Regions from separate parts of the Homo sapiens genome. Here region 2 is linked to region 1. The links are chromatin contacts, found by Hi-C or POLR2A ChIA-PET in ENCODE. All regions are on one chromosome and are shown on one strand. The core of a region is the stretch at or near the end of the contact, and the rest is flanking DNA. Distances in the headings are between cores, read along the strand shown.

Evidence for each region. A loop is a pair of places that touch in the nucleus more often than their neighbours do. ChIA-PET counts read pairs that join two places held with the same protein, here RNA polymerase II (POLR2A). Pooled maps may share reads with other maps.
Region 2: a loop to region 1 is called in a map of aorta, with 6 times the contacts of the local background. The contact joins two enhancer-like sites. A Hi-C loop is called at or near these places in 10 of 168 maps with a recorded cell type or tissue (IMR-90, K562, aorta and 5 more), 7 of 37 single-sample maps with no recorded cell type and 12 of 50 pooled maps. POLR2A ChIA-PET finds 5 or more read pairs at or near these places in 3 of 52 experiments (GM12878, PC-9 and common myeloid progenitor, CD34-positive).

The regions. Positions count from the first base shown.
Region 1 is chr5:88,730,776-88,736,960 of GRCh38, reverse strand. MEF2C (myocyte enhancer factor 2C) reads left to right here. Exons shown (of 11, transcript NM_002397.5): 7 at 5,060-5,232. Among named protein-coding and RNA genes, the nearest start is that of GSCAR, 37 kb to the right of the region's middle. RefSeq lists enhancers at 386-435, 1,568-1,667, 4,359-4,638, 4,759-4,808. Within about 2 kb of position 4,625, at least 19 of the 41 ENCODE cell types and tissues checked have a DNase peak (open chromatin) inside an H3K27ac peak, as active enhancers do; they include ascending aorta, where a contact is called at or near this core.
Region 2 is chr5:88,941,173-88,947,677 of GRCh38, reverse strand. All of the region lies in intron 2 of MEF2C-AS1 (MEF2C antisense RNA 1), which reads right to left. Among named protein-coding and RNA genes, the nearest start is that of MEF2C-AS1, 61 kb to the right of the region's middle. Within about 2 kb of position 4,562, at least 4 of the 41 ENCODE cell types and tissues checked have a DNase peak (open chromatin) inside an H3K27ac peak, as active enhancers do; they include ascending aorta, where a contact is called at or near this core.

The DNA of each region.
Region 1 (6,185 bases), core at 3,376-5,875:
CTGAAAGGCATCATGAAAGAGTTGGAACTTTAGTTGATCCTTAAAAGATAAATTTGAATTAAACAGGAGAGCCAATACTGCCAGTTATTGAACTGCTAGAGCAAAGATTTGCATATATTCCGAGGACCATAAGGCAGGCTGTGACCATTGGAAATTAGGTTTCATAGATAGAGTGTGTCAACTGTAGACAGTTCTGAGAGCCAGGCAGGGCACTGACTCAACTGTGTTAAGCACTCATGTATGAAAAAGGAACATGATGGAAGTAGCAGTTCAGAAAGACTTCCTTGAGTGGGTTGGTTAGCATCACACAAATGCACAAAAGTTTGCATACAGCTTTAAGGAACTCCTCTGAAGGCCTGAAACTCCTCTTAAGGCCTGGTGAAGAACCCCTCAAGTAGAGACCAGAGGCCCAGATGGAGAGTTGCTGAAATATTTTTTTTTTTTTTTTTTTTTTTTTTTTGAGACGGAGTCTCGCTCTGTCGCCCAGGTCGGACTGCGGACTGCAGTGGCGCAATCTCGGCTCACTGCAAGCTCCGCTTCCCGGGTTCACGCCATTCTCCTGCCTCAGCCTCCCGAGTAGCTGGGACTACAGGCGCCCGCCACCGCGCCCGGCTAATTTTTTGTATTTTTAGTAGAGACGGGGTTTCACCTTGTTAGCCAGGATGGTCTCGATCTCCTGACCTCATGATCCACCCGCCTCGGCCTCCCAAAGTGCTGGGATTACAGGCGTGAGCCACCGCGCCCGGCCGAGTTGCTGAAATATTTATTCAAATGGTGATGGAAGCCAAAGCTAAGATGGTGGCAGTGGAAGTAGAGACAGGCATTTCTGAAGAAAAATGAATAAGATTTGGTATCTCATTGGATATGGAGATGGAAGGAGGAGAGGGGATAATAGAAGATGACAGTTTGGTAGATTAAAAAATGGTTATGCCAATGGCAGAATTAGCCATGGTCCATAGTGACTAATTCTGTTTATGCTTATTAGTCTTATATGCTTGTATTCATAATTCAAAGTCCTAGAAAAGAAAAAGAAACAAGTGAAGAAAACTCAAAATGCCTAAACATCCAAATAAAAGAAAGTTTCAGAACTTTGAGCTCAAAGAGAGCTACATGTTCAAGTGAGCTCTGTGAGACAAGGCAAAATGCCTTCCTCATAATATCTTAAGCCAGGAATATGTTCTTTGAATTTACGACTTCTTAAAATAGGAGTCAATAAAAAAAATGCAGCAAGTGTTTGCAAGTTAACTGGGGAGAAAAATGTTTTTCTCCTAACACCACATTCAAGTTCTATGTATTGACACTAATATGAGTATATACAAACTTGTAACCAGAAGAGGTAGATTCTCTAATCCTTTATGTAAGTTAACTCATATATGCTTAAATTTGTTATTTTTATGTAAAACAATATTTTTAATCAAATGAAACTATAAAACAAACTGACTCTAAAGTTGGTCTGTACTTCATTTTCTTATAATCTATAATCAGGAAATCCATTCACTCCTGCTTTATAATTTTTGTGCCTTTAAGTGGTCAGAGGAATGTGACATCTGCATACAGTCACGTCTAAATTGATAATTGTCCAGGCAGAGGGTAATTTTAAAACATAGCATGAAAAAAGGTTGAATCCATATATTAGAAGGTTGTTGAGAGGTGGTGTTTCCCACCTCCCGGACCCCTGAATTTAAATGCGACCATTCTCTTTGGTGAATTTATCTTAAGGTGGGACAACAGGCTCAACACAGGCCGCAGCATTCTGAGTGAGGAGGAGGCTGCGGTTTCCCAGCCGGTTTAAATGCAGGCTCTTCTTAGCAGTAAACCACACGCATGTATTCATCATTGATTTTCAAATCATAGGTTTCTATATCACTGGTTTAGGATCCACAGTCTTGCATTCCTGAATCTATATTATGTCCAAAGAATAACAATTTGGTGGCTGGAAACAGAAATGGTTATTATACGGCTCCAAAATGCTAGCTGGCACAATATGCTAAAAACAGCAGAAATTCACTAGCAAAAAGCAGAATTTATTTGTTCTTAAAAATAACTTGATGCTCTAAAAATATGAATTTAAGAAGTGTCATCATGGTTCAAAATATTTTACATTTCAGTATGTAAACACCTTAAAATATGTGACTAATCTTCTAAAATGGCGTAATTTCCAAATAACAGGAAATATTCCAAGAGAAAAATAGAAGGCTTTTAAAATCAATTTTTTTAGTTTTGAGGTATTTACTGAATGAAAAGCTACAATGTATATTTACTTTTTTTTCCCCTACTGCTGCCCTGAATCACTGTTTAAAATGTGGGCAAAAAGACATAGGCTTTGTTGGAATTTCTCAGAGAGTTTACTGTAGAAAATGCTAAAAAAAAAAAAAAAAAAAAAAAAAAAAAAAAACAAACTTTTCTCAAGGCCTCCGTGAAGCATTTCCATTTTCGCACACTGGCCCAGTGCTTGTCATATCACAGGACAACACATTTCACGAAGCGGTTTTACTTCCTTTTAGCAAAATAACTCCTCCATGCAAACCAGTATCGGCATCTACCGAGCTGGGGTTTTAGTTTCTTCTGATCTATTCAAGCTTCATTGCACTGCTTAACAGACTTTTTTCTCCCCCTTCTTTTGAAATTACCCAGCTAATTTTCCATTTGATTGTTTATATAAACCAGATCTCACACAGGCTTAATAGATAAGTGACATATGTCTTCAGTGTGTCCATCTGACCTTCAGCTGACAGCAAAGTATAGAGCAGAATTGACCTTGATGTTCTTATTCTCTTTTTATCCCGTAGAATCTATTAATTCAAACTAAGTTCATAACATATTCACAATAATGATTCAGGATGACATATTAAATATAAAACTCCTCTAAGCACTCCATTTTGTCAAGCTTTTTTTTTTTAAGTGAACATACTCTCTTTTGTTTGTTTTTTTCTTCTAGTGAGAGGAAGTAAATGCATTGTTTTATGTAACAGCTTTTGCCATGGAATACTGTTCGAATTTACTGTAAAGAAAATTTGGGGGTTTGTCATATTTATCTAGCTTTAGAGAATTTGGCTAATATTCCAGAAGTTTTCTTATAGAAGGGAATTGATATTCAGATTCAACCAACATTTCTTAAGTGAGTCCTGTCACTTAACACACGTTTTGGGGGTGTCCAGTTTGCTTTATTTTTGTTTTTTTGCCCCAGGAACTGGGATAATTTTATTCATAATCCAATTGACAGACTTAATCTTGTAGTTATTTGTTATATATTCAGCCTGTTTATTCATGCATAAAATGAGACAGGTAAATGAATGGGATATGAAGAACAAATCTGCTTTATACAGTGTGCCTCAAATATATTTTGCTTCTAAAGATGTTCCCATAAATATCTCCTGAAATATACCTTTGCTCTGCCTTCCCAGTTCCTCATGGCCTCTATCTCAGGCCATCAAAGTAGTCTCCAGACTGGTCCACACTAGCAGGCCTTACTAATTCCTGAGTATACCAATGCCAGTAGATCTTTCTGACCACTTAGAGGTCTGTGTCATACCTCTACTCTGAAACTTTCATTTCCACCATATAAACCCAAGGACTTTTAGCCTGGAATTTGAGATCTCCACAGCCCAACCCCTGCATCCCTCCAGAGCCTCTGACACCCCTCTCTTTTCACGGGTCCCCTTCTAAACAGGTTCCTCTCAGTGCCCCTTACCATGCTCTTTAAACTCCTACCTCAGCCCTTTCCTACTGCCCAGTCACAAGCCTAACATATCTTCCTATGGCCTTTCTTTAAGGCCCTCATCAATTCCTGCCTCTTCTGTGAATCTTTTATTGGATCACCTCTTCTCTCCCGGGAACTCAATAACACTTAATCTGGATTACTCTGCAGGCACCTCACCCTACGCTGCCTTGTATTGGTCTTTATGTTTTCCATGAGTATGTATTGGATTACCACAAAGAGATTTCAGAGCTTTTCAAGCCTGGGGCCTTGTCTTTGCATCCTCACTGGGTAGCACACAATCTCACTCATGCAGGGGTAATAGATACTTGTGTTTTGTAATGATGGCAATAACAATGAGGTTTAACTGTCTCCTTTAGAAAGCTTCAGAAAACAACTGTCTAGTTTCTAGCAAGGATTGTTGAATCAGGTAGCTGAGTTCTCTTATTCTCCCTTCAGAGGCAGTGGAGGAAATCAGCAGATGTCTTTCTGAGTCCACTGTCATGCCAGCTCTGCTGGCATTTGTAATCAACTCCTCCCTAGCTCTCTTGGTCATATTTTGAAATATGAAAAACGCAGACCTTGGGATACCCACTTTTCTGTTAGTAGGATACTGAACATCAGAGACCTAAGAAAACCCTTTCAGTCTTCCAGTTCAATGGCTATTCCTGTGCCTTGGTGAATCAGCACTTTAGCGGAGGCATCATCACTTCATTTCAGCTCCAGGGAAGGAGTCTTGCTTTCTGAAGTTCTGTGTGAGGAGGAAAGCAAGGGTTGTACACTGAACTTAGTAAGGAGGGCAAAGCAGATGGAAGAAAAACCATAGAGAGAATTCACTCAGAGAAAAGCGGAACTGAACAGCAAAATGTGTAAGCGGCTTCCCCTCCTCCTGCCTGTCCTAGAAATTACAGTCTTGCTGGTATGCCCTTTCTTCATTTAAGGACACACAGACACACAAAATAAAACCCAAACCAGTGAACTGAAAGAGTGAGTCACGCCAGCCAGGCCTCCGCCAAGCTAGTCAATTAAAGTGCAAGACCAGTTCTGTGCTTTTCTTAGACCCTGAACTACTGTCTGACTTTCTTCCTGAATATTTTTGATAGGAAAAAAAGTATATGCTGACTTCTGAGCAAGTTGATGTATATTGGCTCTCTTCTCATAAAAAGTTTTTAATCTTCCTTCAGAGGACTATTGAATACTTAATTGGGTTACTTGTCCCATGGAGGTCAAATCAGTCATCCTATGGTTTTGCAATGTACGTCTTACCATTAAGCTTTTGTTTTTATTCTCATGTTGTGTATTCTTCGGAAACGTATTTGACCTAGATTTCTTCCTAAATGCTTTATTGTTTTTTGTTAACAGGGAACGGGTATGGCAATCCCCGAAACTCACCAGGTCTGCTGGTCTCACCTGGTAACTTGAACAAGAATATGCAAGCAAAATCTCCTCCCCCAATGAATTTAGGAATGAATAACCGTAAACCAGATCTCCGAGTTCTTATTCCACCAGGCAGCAAGAATACGATGCCATCAGTGGTAATACAAAACTACATTTTAAATAAATATTGATAATGTTTTGTATATGTTTTGCTGTTTTTATATTTGTCTAACTTGATGAATTACTTAACATTCTCCCAGAAAATTAACATAACAGTGCCATTGACAGAGCCTTGCTTGTATTTAGCTATTATTTCTGGTAACTGGTTTGCATTTCCCTTTTCCGTGTAAAAAAAATATATATATATATCTGGTGAACTTCACTAGGCTGATGTTCTAGGATAAGAAAAACATTTTCTTTTAAGGCTTTCAATTTATAGTTGGAAAAAAATCAGACACTACCATCGGTCAATCTCTACGTCCCATAAGCAGAGTAATAATAGGTAATGAGGTACTTTATAACATAGTATTTTTACAATATTTATGTCCTCAACACGCTGACAATGAGAAAGTACTTTCCACAATTTCTAAATGAACTTTCTCCTGTTAATTAGCAAATCCTTTCTTAGATGTATTGCAATGATTATATCTAATACATCGCATGCCTACACACTGCCTCAATTCATCTTTCCATACATTTACTTCATGAAAATAGCTATCTCTCAAAAGCAAATTAAAATCCTAGGCATTTTAGGAACAAAGGTTATATTTTACATCAAAAAAGAATTGTAGCACCTCTAAGGAAGATAAATAAATAAGAAATTTTAAATAGAGGTTATATCCCCAGACCCTGTCATTTTTCTTTCTTCTGGGTCTGCATGCCTAAGATGAAGATAATGTTATGGGACCAAATTCAACAACAAAGAGACTTACATCAGTGTTCTACAAATTAGCTTTGCTTAAGAGCAAGAACGTTTAAAACCAAGATTCGGTAGACAAATTTAGATCATTCTGCAAACACATTTATTTCTTTTTTCTTTCTCTGCTCTGTGGCAAGCTTCAGGGTAAAACAGTCCTGTGAGCTGATTAGTTTATTATGGCACAGTGCAGAT
Region 2 (6,505 bases), core at 3,313-5,812, 210 kb before region 1:
TGTTTGCAAGCCACTGCTTGGCTCAGAGTTTGTCATTCCTTCTCCAACACCCTCTCTACTCTTTCCTTTCTCCTGTCTTTTTTCCCTCCCTTCATATCTTTCTTTTTCCTTTTTGTAATTTCCATAAAGAATATGAAGCTACTCAGAATGTTGAAATACGTAGATAGCATGAATCAGTTGAAAGTAAATGAGAATAAAGATGAATAAAACAAAGCAAAGAGATAGCTATTAGAAGAATCTAAAATAGAACTTTCCCCAGCTAAGGTCTGAATTCAACTCTGAGTTTTAAGGCAGTTCAAATGGAAAGGGAGGTATTGTTTTTCATGTTCATTAACTCAAAACTGTAAAACAATTAACTTTACACTTAACATCCGTGTTTCAAAAATTAGAAATTAGTTATGGAATAAAAAGTTTTTCTTAGGATGTGCTGAGAATTCTAATTATTTTTTAAGGTTCATGTATTAGTAATACTATAACATCTATAAATAAAAAATATTTCACAAATAATTTTCTTAGCATGATATTTAAGAAAATTAATGACTGATACACTGTAAAATCTATAAATGTAGATCTGAAAGTAACTCCTAATGAAGATCAATCTTCTGATTTCATTTGAAAAAGCAATAATAATAATGCCTGGCCTTTGGAGAATGCAGAAGTTATTGGTGTGGTTTTGCAAATATCTTGTTTGATCTTAATAAGAAAACTAGGTTTCTGAAAGGGTAGATGAATTGACCAGGATTACACATCTGGTAAACAGTAAGGTCGGAGCTTGAACACAGCTTCACCCAACTATTTTCACAGCCCAATCGGCGTCAATTGATTGATTGAGAGTGATTAATTGCAAGCAGCTGAAGTCCGTGTCACTGGAAGTATATATATATATATATAGAGAGAGAGAGAGAGAGATTGAGTCTCACACTGTCACCTGGGCTGGAGTGCAAACTGGAGGTATATTCTTCATTGCAGTCTCATTCAGGCCCATTTTGATATGTTATAGTGTCCTCATTCCCTTTTATCTACTACCCAAAGAGATAGTAGAAGTGATAAATGATAAAGAAGGAGAAGAGTGACTCATTGCATGTGTATAACATGTGTTTCAAAATTGGGCAGGTAAGATTTAAGCATATATTTCCAGGCCAGGCATGGTGGTTCACACCTGTAATCCTAGCACTTTTGGGGGGCCAAGGCAGGTGGATCGCTTGAGGCTAGGACTTCGAGACCAGCTGAGGAACATGACGAAACTGAGCCTGTAATAAAAATACAAAAATATGCCAGGCGTGGTGGCACGTGCCTATAATCACAGCCACTAAGGAGTCAGAGGCAAGAGAATCCTTTGAACTCAGGAGACACAGGTTGCAGTGAGCCGAGATGGTGCCACTGCAGTCCAGCCTGGGCAACACAGCAAGACTGTCTCAAAAAAACATATATATGTGTAGATACACACACACACACACACACACACACACACACACACAAATATATATTATATATAATATATTAAAATATATATATATATAAGTATATATATACATATTTCCAGAGGGCTCTGAGAAAGAAGGTCCCTTAGTAGTTACCATGTGTCTATAGGATATGAACAAAAAGAAACAGGTAATCCTTGTGCCAGCTGCTGGAAGTCATCTTGCGACTGTGAAGGAGGCCCTGGATGTCAGAGTGGAGAGACAGAAAACAACCATGTTTTCTTGACACAACAGAGCCACCTACACCACACCACCTTCCAGTTATGAGGCCCCTACATGCCCGTTAAGTCAGTTTGAATTGGGTTTTCTGCTACTTGCAACAAGCAGTATATGAACTGATATATGAGAGAAGAGTGGAGGTAAAAAGGAGGGTAGTTTACACTTTCTTACATATTTCAGATTTATGTGTAAGGTCATGAACAAGATATTGGCATTTATTAACATTTGAATGTGTATGAGAACCTTTTGGATGACACAAGTTTGACTTACAAGATGTGGACACTGATGTCTAAATGGTGCATCAGGGAAATGGCAAGTGCCTTCACAAGAGCTGAAGGAGGAAACAGAACAGTCCCCCTCGTTCCACACAACGCAGTATACCAGTGGATATCCCCTCTGGTTTATAGGTGACAGAAAGAGAAAATATTGAGCAAAAATTACACTAGAAGGGAATGAATAAGTGGAACATCCTCTGAATCGGTCTCCTCTACTCACGAAGGAAAGAGGAAGTATTCCACCCGCACACTGGGCATTCTGTTTCTGTTTTGTAGGCTGTACCCTATCCCTCTCCCCACTGGAAGGCGATGGGGGAAAAGACTTTACCAAAGCACAAGACAGAATGACCCAGAGTGCAGTTTTGGAAGACCGCCAGCTCCCTAGCATTAATGTGGTCCCACTTAATTCCTCTGGGGTGGACACATGTAGATGTTTAGTGACAGCAAGCTATCACAGCAGCTGGCATACAAGGAACTGAAGTGGAGTCACTGCAAGTAGGATGGACAGAAGAAATGCTCTAGAAAATGCTCAAGTGTAACTTCAAGCAACGTTGCATTGCTTTGGAATGCGGGAAACCACAGGAGTAAACAGGCCAAGCTGGCATGCAACAGGCACAAATAAAGCAGGACTCCTTTTTTCTTTTTTTTCCTGACCCAACAGAGAAGCCAGATCAAAGCTCTGGAGTGGTTGGCAATACTCTACAAAGTATTGATTCATTCTGTTAACAGCTGTTTATTGCATACCTACTATATATGTTGCACAATCTCCAATACCAGAGTATGACAATGAGGAAGACACAATTCCTTCCTTTGATGCACAGAAACCTAAAGCCACCAAGCTACGATGTGCAAAATATATATATAATTTCACTTTTTCCATAACATTTTATCTTCAATTTGAAGCTCCCATTCACATTGTAACAGAAATAAGGTCTGCTTCTATCCCCCTTTCTCCTAGATTGCCTCTAATTTCCAAGGAGCTTAAAAAGTGCCAGGGACTGTGAAGGGAAGGTGAGAATGAGCAGTCCAGTCTTCATGTCGTCATCCGTCCTCACTGCTCTACGGGGAAGCTGCCATCCCTTCTGCCCTGGTCTTGGTCCATGTTCTTCAGTGGAGAAGCAAGACTTCCCCAGGTCCTGCTCCATCTTAGAGACTGTTCCCTTCCTCCCTGGAAGTTCTCTGCTTCTTTATTATTCCAGGCATTGTCTGGGCTTTTTTGCAGACACCCACCAGCATCTAAGCCCTCTTCGTTCTTTCTCAACTTTCTTCTTCAGAGGCACAACAGAAATTGACCCGTTATGCTTTCAAATCTATTTTCTAAATTTGGACTTTAACTTTGAGTTACAAAACAAATACATCGATTCCTTTATTGTCTTTTGTTTTCCTTTGCTGTCTCCTCCCTAATGTATTCTGGTTTCCTGAATGCAGAGGCGGGTTAGAGGTTGTAAGAATATTAGGAGGACAGAAGCATTGGTTCATACCTCAAAAAACTTATTCCACTACAGTGGAGTTCTGTTCTCCTTTGGGAGGATGGGAAAATTTTCCTTGATGAGATAACATATAAGTGGGTCTTAGAAACGGATAGGTGTTTACCAAAAGAAGAAAGTAAAAGAGAATCAAAGGGATAAATACTTCACTTGTAAACAAAGTTAACCCAACACTCATTTTAAATCACAAAATAGTATCAGATTTAAGAACAACATGCAGATTTCATAGAAAATGAGGATTAAATATCATTACCTGAATAAAGTGTCTACCCTGAGTAGAAAAATGAACCATCTGCCACTATACTTTATGTGGTTAAATGTCTATTTAAAGTTAACATCCCGTCATTCACTTTAAAAAACAGAAAAGCTTTATTTAAGAAAAATGTAACTTAAAGTAAGGCCCCAAAGCAGAGGTCAGATACAAAATTAAGAATTTTTTCCCTTTTCTTTCTGTGGCAAAAGCGTATTTGACTAACGACTTCCATTAAAATAATGGAGCAATGTAATATTTCTTTGTGTATGAAAAGAAATCTTTAACAACATTGACACTTTTGGATTAGAAGTTTTTAGATGCATTTTGCATAACTAATTTGACCAACTATATTGGCAAAGAAATGTGGAAACACAATAGGCAAAAGCAGGCTTTTAAAACCACCCATCAATGTTCAATTTCCTACCAGCAGTAATACAAATGTTATCAACACATGTGTAACCTCCCTTTACTACAGTGAGAGTTGTTTGGGTGTCCATGCACGGGAGAAAAGAATCCCAAGAACATACATCCCTCTTCCCAATTTACATTTTCAGTATCCTGAATTTAAGCTTGTTCAATGAATCTGACAGGGAGTGCTACTGAAGTCTCAACTCCAAATAAATAGTTTAAAATAAAAAGTTGTATAAATATTAGTCTGTGCCAATGGTGCGGTTTGAGAGGGAGTGCTATAAACACAAAGTAAATTAAATGGGATCTACTTTTGTGGGGTAAAAGCCTACTTAGACTGGTTATTATAGAGAAAATTTTGTTGTGTGGTGCGACAGCACGTACCCATGTGGCTAACCTACAACTGCTAGAAGAAACAAATCCCACCCATACCTAGGAGCGGTGCCACAGCCAGACCACAATTCCTATGAGGGATGAACTTAATTTGCTGAAAATGAAGGCCAGGCTCTGTTGCAGCTCATTAGCTGGTTACAGACACACTGCAAGAGAAGAAAGTGGAATTTAGTCGATGTTCCAACTTCTACATGTGCTGTGAATAAAACAGACTATTGTTTTTTTGATAAAGAAGTATTGTTTTGAATGTGCAGATTGGCTAAGTAAAGCCAGCAGAATTTTTTGGCCAAATATAGTCTCTTGCTCACTCCTAAAAATCCTAGCTTTCAAATTAGGAGCTGAAGTCATTGAAAAAAAAAAAAAAGTTTACATTCCTGCAGCCTGCTGCAGCAAAGCCAAACAAATGTTTGGCTTAAAGCTCACTTACATCTCTTTCATGAGCCTTTTTTTTAACATGGAAGTCTGAAAAATACCATTTCTTTTATCGAGTCATTTAATGCCAAGTGGGGAGTGTGTGTGTGTGTGTGTGTGTGTGTGTGTGTGTGTGTCTGTGTTTATGTGAGGACACGCACACTCAGCAACAGTACTATAGGGTCAGTGTAGTGGTTTTAAAGCATGTGGGTCATATTTGAATTTAAAGAAACCATGGTTTTACAGCTTCTGGCATAATTTAGGTCACAGTCACAAACTGTGATTTTTTTTAAGCATCATTAACCACTGAATGGACAAGGAATGTGTTATTTTCAAGGAGTTTCTTTGGTGCCAGTTCAGGCAATAAAAACTTAAGGACAGGGTCAAACTGGGAGGGTAACTTTGTATGTAGTTGCCCTCCTGATGCACTTTTTTACCATAAAAATTGGATGCTTTTTGGCCTTCAGTCTCTAAGCCCAAAGTGGATAACATGAAGTAACAGCAACAATTTGTTGGAGGCAGGCATGTTGATGGCCAATTTTTGTATAGTCAGTAGGACTAGTGATTTGGCACTCTGAAGAGTCCATTAAAGTGACAAAATTGCAGAACTGAATAAGCAGTGGTCTAGTATTTTTGGGTTCACAGATTCTCCTTCCAATATTCTTCATAGATCAGCCAAATTTTTGCTAGAATACAGTTGAGTTTTGTTATAATGATGACATTCATATTAAATAAATTCCCAGTCTGAGAGCAGAAAATGAAATGGTTTAAATCAAACCTCTTTCTGAGTCAGGGGCCACTGACTGACAGTGTGTGCCCAGACCTGGGGAAAGGGAAACAGAGGGAGCCATGTGAACACCACTCTCATCGCCCTCTCCCAGCTCGCTACCAGTTTTGCATGCTGATTGGGTTATTTTGTTGGCAGGAGTAATTTGCTAGTGAGGGTTGATTTCCCAAGTGCAAATGATTGGTGTGTTTGAGGCATGTCAAGAGGAGGAGAGCAGAGAGTAAGTCCTCCTGGCCATACTGTCACATGATGGGTGGCTGAGGGCCTCCTTAGGCCAATTCTAGTTCCCTTCTCAACCTTTAGACACTAAACAAACAAGTAAGTATTTTCATTACAGAAGACAGTTGTTATATGGAAGGAATAAAATGAAGCATTTACTATAAAATATTATTTACACACTAAATTATTTTTCCGTGTATTATTAAAAACATTTTTATCACATTCCTGGAATTCCCAAGCTCTTCAGATGCCACTTGGGGTTTGTTGTTGTTGTTGTTTTGTAGTGGGATTGGCTTTAGCAGAATTTTACCTGCATAGGTTTACATACATAGCTTACATCATCAGTATAATAGTGAACACATTACCATCAGAGGAAGACCAGAAGAGATGTCTTTATTGTACATTTTCCCAGATATTCCAGATATCAATGCTTACACTTTTGAAGATTGTTTTCATACAATACAATCTACCAAAGAATGTTTTTAATTTATGTCAAAACCTCTGAAAATTAAATGTGGTGAGGCTATAAGAAGAACAAAGAAGGTCACCTTTTGAGAGAATGGATGAGGACT